Regions from separate parts of the Homo sapiens genome. Here region 2 is linked to region 1. Evidence: chromatin contacts called from ENCODE Hi-C or POLR2A ChIA-PET data. All regions are on one chromosome and are shown on one strand. Each heading gives the region's core, a stretch centred on a gene start or an enhancer-like site at or near the end of the contact. The rest is flanking DNA. Distances are from core to core; before and after follow the strand shown. Region 1 holds the start of SLC35D2 (solute carrier family 35 member D2). Region 2 holds the start of PRXL2C (peroxiredoxin like 2C).

Region 1 (3,238 bases), core at 409-2,908:
ACCTTGTGCTGTTCACAGAGGCTTCCCTGGTGCTTGCAATGGGCTCAGTATTTAGTAGGTGCTTAATAAATATCTGTTGGAGGTACAACCAATCGAGCTTATGTGGGCCTCAGTTTTCTCGAATATAAAATAAGAAAGGTGAGGCTGGATGAGATAGTTTGCACCTGTAATCACAGCACTTTGGGAGGCCAAAGCAGGCCTAGACCAGCCTTGGAAACACACTGAGACCCCACCTCTACAAAAAATCAAAAAAATTGCCGGTGCAGTGGTGCACACCTATGGTCCCAGCTTCTCTGGAGGCTGCAGCAGAAGGATTGCTTGAACCCAGATGGTCGAGGCTGCAGTGAGTCATGATTGTGTCACTACACTCCAGCCTAGGCAACAGAGTGAAACCTTGTCTCAAAAAAATATTATACACACACACACACACACACACACACACACTATATATATATATATATATATGCCTGCCTTGGCCTCCCAAATGCTGTGATTACAGGTGCAAACCACCTCAGCCAGCCTCAGCTTTCGTATTTTATATTCGAGAAAAGTGAGACCCACATAAGCTGAATCTGTATGTATATATAAAAAAAGAAAGCTGATACTCTAAGATACTCTCTAACTAAGACACTCTAGGTCTCTTTGGGCTCTAAAATGTTGATGGCATATTCTTGTAACATAGTAGAGTTTACAAAGAGCCTTCACATATAACAGCTCGTGCAGAGCCCTGGAGGGTAATTAACACGATTGTAATCATTCAGGTTTTTTGCATCTGAAAAAAATTGCTGACTGTGAGACTGGTCCAAAAAGACAGGTGTTAACCGGTGGAGCTGGGTCTAAATCCACAATTTTCTCAGTGCCGCTACAATGGTAGCAGAATTAAGCAGGATTTTCTAGTCCTTACAAATAGGTTCAAGGCAGCACAAATTTGCGTTTACTTCACACTAATCCAAAAAAGTACTCCATATGAACTTCCAATTGTTTTCCCGAGTTTTCCATGAACACGCTGGTCATCTGAGAATGAACAGTCAATCAATACAGACTTACTGGCTCAGGAGTACCTGACCGTTGAACATGGAGATCTGTGTAAGGAATTGCGTCCTTTGAAGCAGGCATTTGAATCCCTGTTTTCAGCTCGCTGGGTGTATGAAAGAATCTGTCTGAGCTCTACCAGCCCACCTAGGACAGGGCGCCTCGCAGCAGGGCAGGCGCGCTCAGGAAGAGAACGACTTTCTCAGGTTGTGGCCTGAGTGTAGAAAGCTGAGCGAGTTCTGGAGGGCGCCTGGGAAACTCGACCAATGTGCCCAGCTGAGACTCGAGGGTCCCTGTCCCCACCCGCCCTGTCCCGGGCGCCGCTGAAGCGCACGGAGGACAGGGGCAGCCCCGCACTCCCGCAGACCCCCCGGCCCCGGGCCCCGCCTCACCCGTAGGTGGTCAGCAGCGCCTTGTTGACAAGCACGATGAGGAAGGAGCAGGTCCCGTAGAAGAGCGCCGACAGCAGCCGGGCCACCCGCGAGGGCAGCCGCGCCGCGCCGGGCTCCCCGCCAGCGCCCTCGGCCTCGGCCTGGCCGCCGGCCGTCATCTCCTGCGGCCCCGCGGACCCCGCCGCCCGCCAGCCCCGGCTGCGCACTGGTCCCGCCCGGCCGGGCCGGGGAAGAGGGCGCGGCAGGAACAGGAAGAGCCCGGCGCAATCCCAGGTCCCGACCCGCCCCCTGCGAGCGCCCGAGGCCGGCGCGGGAGGACCCTGCGCGCTGGACTTCACCCTGGTTCCAGGCACCTCCTTCGGTCTCCAGGGCCGGCAATGCGCTGGGGAGTTGAAAAGCGCTGCCTTCCTCCAGGCTTTCCTGGAAAGAAACGCTTCAGTAAGTCTCAGGGCTTGTTTTGCTTTTTTTTTTTTTTCCCTACAACTTTTTTGTTTAGTGTATAATTTACATACAATGAAGTGTACACATCTTGCCAGTCCATAGTTTGAGATGAGCTTCGACAAAGGCATCCACAGGAGTAACTACTCAAAACAACATTTCCATCGCCCCAAAAATTCCCCTTGCTGCCCCTTTGAAGTTAACGCCCGCATCTCATCGATGACTATTGCTGTAGGTTAGGTTTGCCTTTTCCGGAATTTCAAATAAACAGGGTGCTTTCTAGAATTTATGAATGAGCATGTGGTCTCAGGGGTTTTCACTCTATGCTTTGGACTCGACCATGTGGTTTGTTTAATCGTTGAATAGTATCACAAATTGTGTATCCATTGGTTGTTTCCAGTTTAGGACCATTAGGAAAAATGCTTCCATGAAAATTCGTGGGCGTTTGTGGGACCTGTGTCTTCATTTCTCTTAAATAAATATCTAGGAGTGGAGTGGCTAGGAGTAAGGTGGGTGAAGCCTTGGGACTTGGGTGTCCTCTGGGTGCTTTGTGGTAGGTGCATTCCTCGCGGAGGGCCGTTTGCCTTCGGGTCAGGTCAGTTGAAGGACAGCTTCCCAGAACCGCCTACCCTTGTCAGTCTTTAAAAAATATGAACTTTTGGCCAGGCGCGGTGGCTCACACATGTAATCCCAGCACTTTGGGAGACCGAGGCGGGCAGATCACGAGGTCAGGAGATCGAGACCATCCTGGCTAACACGGTGAAACCCCGTCTCTACTAAAGATACAAAAAAAATTAGCCGGGCGTGGTGGCGGGCGCCTGTAGTCCCAGCTACTCAGGAGGCTGAGGCAGGAGAATGGCGTGAACCCGGGAGGCAGAGCTTGCAGTGAGGCGAGATCGCGCCACTGCACTCCAGCCTGGGCGACAGAGCAAGCCTCCGTCTCAAAAATATATATATTATATATTTAATATATAATGTATATTATATATATATATATATATGAACTTTTAGCTTCTTAGAAAAGCTTAAGATTTCAAGTTAAATAAAAGTTGGGGCCTAACTATATAGATGCCCAGAGAATTGTTTTTCTACCCTTAGGCACTAAACAACCAGGAGAATGAAAACTGGGAAACATTTTCAGCCCTGATAAGAACTAAAGCAGAACTCGTGAAAATTAGCTAGCATTAAAAAGACCAGAAGTGCCCAAGTTACCCAAAACAAGAAAGAAAAGACATGTTAAGTCCGTTTTAAAAGAGAAAATGAATCCATATTCAAGTTAAACAGGAAATCGGTCATTTTGGTTAATTTCCTCAGAACATTCAATTTTCTTGTGAGTCTCCAAATGTTTTGACTGCAAAAAGAATATTTTAAAGTTA
Region 2 (3,238 bases), core at 510-3,009, 270 kb after region 1:
AATTGCTAAAAGACTAGTTTTTACACGCTGTCATCACAAAAAACTAAAATCACTATCTGACATGATGGATGTATTATCTCGATTTAATCATTCCACAACGTAAATGCCTATGAAAATATTACACTGTATCCCATAAACACATACAATTATATATGTCAATTTTTAAAAAGAGAATAAAAGGATACGCAGAGGAACAGTCAAAACATTGTTTTCAAAATGATATAGTAAATAATTCTCTATATTCTCCCCAAAGACATTCTTTTTTAAAAACTCTGTAGCACAGTTTTTTTTTTTTCTTTTTTAGACGGAGTCTTACTCTGTCGCCCAGGCTGGAGTGCAGTGGTGCAATTTCGGCTCACTGCAACCTCCGCCTCCCGGGTTCACGCCATTCTCCTGCCTCAGCCTCCCGAGTAGCTGGGCCTACAGGCGCCCGCCACCAAGCCCGGGTAATTTTTGGTATTTTTAGTAGAGTCAGGGTTTCACCGTGTTAACCAGGATGGTCTCGATCTCCTGACCTCGTGATCCGCCCTCCTCGGCCTCCCAAAGTGCTGGGATTACAGGCGTGAGCCACCGTGCCCGGCCGCACAGTTATTTAATCAATGTTATTTTTTCACATCCTGATTGACAAGGTCTGCTGAAAGAACATCTGTTTTATAAAGGCTGCTCAATGCCTTTCCTCAAAAAGCTCACTTGGGCACAAACCTATCTGTGCCTCAAGAAAAACAACTATGTGGTTTGTCCTAGGGACATGGAACTTGCAGCCTATTAACATAAACATTTGCACCTTTACGATATATTAGTATTTTCCCATAATGAGCAGCTATTTGGAGTGTAACAAAAAATAAAGGGAAGAAAATAACCATTTCCAGCATTTGTTTTAGGGCATTATCAGTCAACATTTGAGAACAGGCACTAGGTTACCAGGCAACACCACAATTGTTAGTACGTTTACCACCAGGCAGCACCCAATGAGTTAGGGCAGAAATAGATCTCTGACGTCTCACTCCTTTTGGAGGGGCGAGGGTGGAGAGAGCTGCGGGGAGGGGCAATCCAGGCTGCAAGTTCCGCGCTGGAGCCGCGTCCTCCCCCGCCCCGCTCGCAAGGTCTGCAGAAGCGGGCACTGGGCCGCCCACGCTGGGAAACTCACTTGTAAGAAACTCCTGGGGATTTTGGCCAGATCCTCTACGTATTCCTTGCAGATGTAACACAGGAAATGCTGAAAGCCAAAACGGCAGAAAGGGCAAGTTAGTAAAGCAGCACCCTCGGGCCCCGAAGGATCCCTGTACTTCGCCGTGCGTGACGCGAGCAAAGGCGACGCCCGCGGGGCCGGGACCGGCGGCTCGGGCGCCCGGCGCGTGGGAAGCGGGCCTCGCCCTCGCCCTCTCCCTGCCCCGCCCTAGTTGGGAAGCGGCCGCGACTGGGCAGGCTGCCTTCCCGTTTCCGTCCTAAGAAGCAGGAGGCGCGGCTCGCATCCCGGCAGCCTGCCCGGGACCCTGGGCCGCGCTTCCCTTCCAGCCCCGCCGCCCGCTCACCCGCACGAACACCACCACGGCGCGGCGCTCCCGGAACAGCGCGCCGAACGGTACCCGCTGCCCGCGGGCGTCCAGCACCGGCAGCTCGGCCACGGCGGCCGCCAGGGGCTGCCCGCTGTCGGGGCCGCTCGGGGCCGGGACCAGGGCGGCGGCGCCGCTAACCTGCCGCGTGACCGGGGCCGGCGCGGCCATGACGCGGGGCGGCCGAGGGCCTGGGTCCGCTCTGTCAGCGCGGACCGGGGCGGGGCGCGCAGAGGTTGGGCGCGGGGGGCGGGGCGGGGCGTGCAGAGGTGGGGCCTGGCAAGTCACGGTTTCCGCGGCGCGGCGCGGGCCTGGGAGCTGTCGGAGTGAACCCCACGGGCGGTTCTGACTCAGCTCTCAGGGTAGGGGACAGAGAGAGAAAGTAAGGTCCGTCCACGGCGAGCAAGCATTATTGAGGAAGAAAGCCGCCCGCGCCCTCCATGGCCACCTGAGCGGATGTTCTCACCTATTCGAGAACTAATGGGTGTATGTGTAAAAGGTGGGCTAGGGCCAGGCCCACGTTTTGTAAACACACAGGCCGGGCCTGTAATCCTAGCGACTTGGGAGGCCGAGGCGGGAAGATCACTTGAGGCCAGGAGTTCGAGACCAGCCTGGGTAGGTAACAGAGGGCAACGCCATCTCCGTTTTTTAAAAAAATAAATAATAAAAATAAAGAAATAAAAGGTGAGCTGGGTGGGATGAGGATGATGAAGTTAGATGACTTAGCAGCTGTTTTGTAGAAATCCCACACTTCCAATTCAGTTTCTCCTGGGGTGGGTAGGCAGGCATAGGGAAATCTGGGGATCTCAGCCTTTGTGAGACCAAACTGGCCCTGGATTTAGAGGTTCATCTTTCTCTGGGGTTTCTCATGGGTGCTAACTGTGTGTCCAAGATTTCCAGAGCAGGACCAGATAACATTCAGGCTCTTTGTCTTCATAAGTTTACTCACTCTTGTGTATGGATTTGGGGTTCAGAAAGTACATCCTTTATCTATGGCCTTTGTTGAGCTGAAGAATATTTCTGGGGCGGAGTGCTAGGCAGGTCTATGTGACTGATGTGACTCTGCCACAAAGTGCAGGAAAGGGGGATGCTGCATCCTCTGGCTTTCACCTGTGTGAAGATTTTATACTTTATTGAGCACACATTAAGTGCTCTGTTTGAGAAGCTCTGCAGCGTGTTTACAAAATTTTAAGCATAGATCTGTTTCTAAGTCAAGATAGTTTCTTTCTGAGACAGGGTGTCGCTCTGTCGCCCAGGCTGGAGCATTGGCACGATCATGGCTCACTGCAGCCTCCACCTCCTGAGCTCAAGCAGTCCTCCTGCCTCAGCCTCCCAAGTAGCTGTGATCACAGGCATGCACCACCATGCCTGGCAAATTTTTTTTTAGATTTGTTTTTGTAGACACAAGGGTCTCCCTATGTTGCCCAGGCTGGTTTTGAACTCCTGGGCTCAAGCAATCCTCTTGCCGTGGTCTCCCAAAGTCCTGGGGTTACAGGCATGAGCCACTGGGCCTGGCCAGGAGCTTTATGAGTTTTTGGAAATAAATGCATGACCAAAGTGCAGGCTGATGAATAGCACTCACAACAGGCAGTTTGCCAGATGTCACCAAATTTATTGTAAGCAGTGTTTTGGTAAGCAGAAATTGATATACAGATAAGAATGGTGGTATTTTGGCAGCTCTGATT

Evidence for each region. Hi-C counts contacts between places; a loop is a spot of excess contacts on that map. ChIA-PET counts read pairs that join two places held with the same protein, here RNA polymerase II (POLR2A). Pooled maps may share reads with other maps.
Region 2: a loop to region 1 is called in a map of chondrocyte, with 4 times the contacts of the local background. The contact joins the promoter of PRXL2C here to the promoter of SLC35D2 in region 1. A Hi-C loop is called at or near these places in 1 of 168 maps with a recorded cell type or tissue (chondrocyte) and 9 of 50 pooled maps. POLR2A ChIA-PET finds 5 or more read pairs at or near these places in 3 of 52 experiments (T-cell, activated T-cell and naive thymus-derived CD8-positive, alpha-beta T cell).

Annotation. Positions count from the first base shown.
Region 1 is chr9:96,382,053-96,385,290 of GRCh38, forward strand. It overlaps SLC35D2 (solute carrier family 35 member D2), which reads right to left and starts at 1,659. Exons shown (of 12, transcript NM_007001.3): 1 at 1,425-1,659. The coding sequence starts at 1,582. It overlaps SLC35D2-HSD17B3 (SLC35D2-HSD17B3 readthrough), which reads right to left and starts at 1,659. Exons shown (of 26, transcript NR_182427.1): 1 at 1,425-1,659. RefSeq lists silencers at 1,258-1,307, 1,318-1,647.
Region 2 is chr9:96,653,558-96,656,795 of GRCh38, forward strand. PRXL2C (peroxiredoxin like 2C) reads right to left here and starts at 1,760. Exons shown (of 6, transcript NM_153698.2): 1 at 1,533-1,760; 2 at 1,148-1,216. The coding sequence starts at 1,724. RefSeq lists silencers at 1,299-1,368, 1,509-1,718, 1,759-1,848.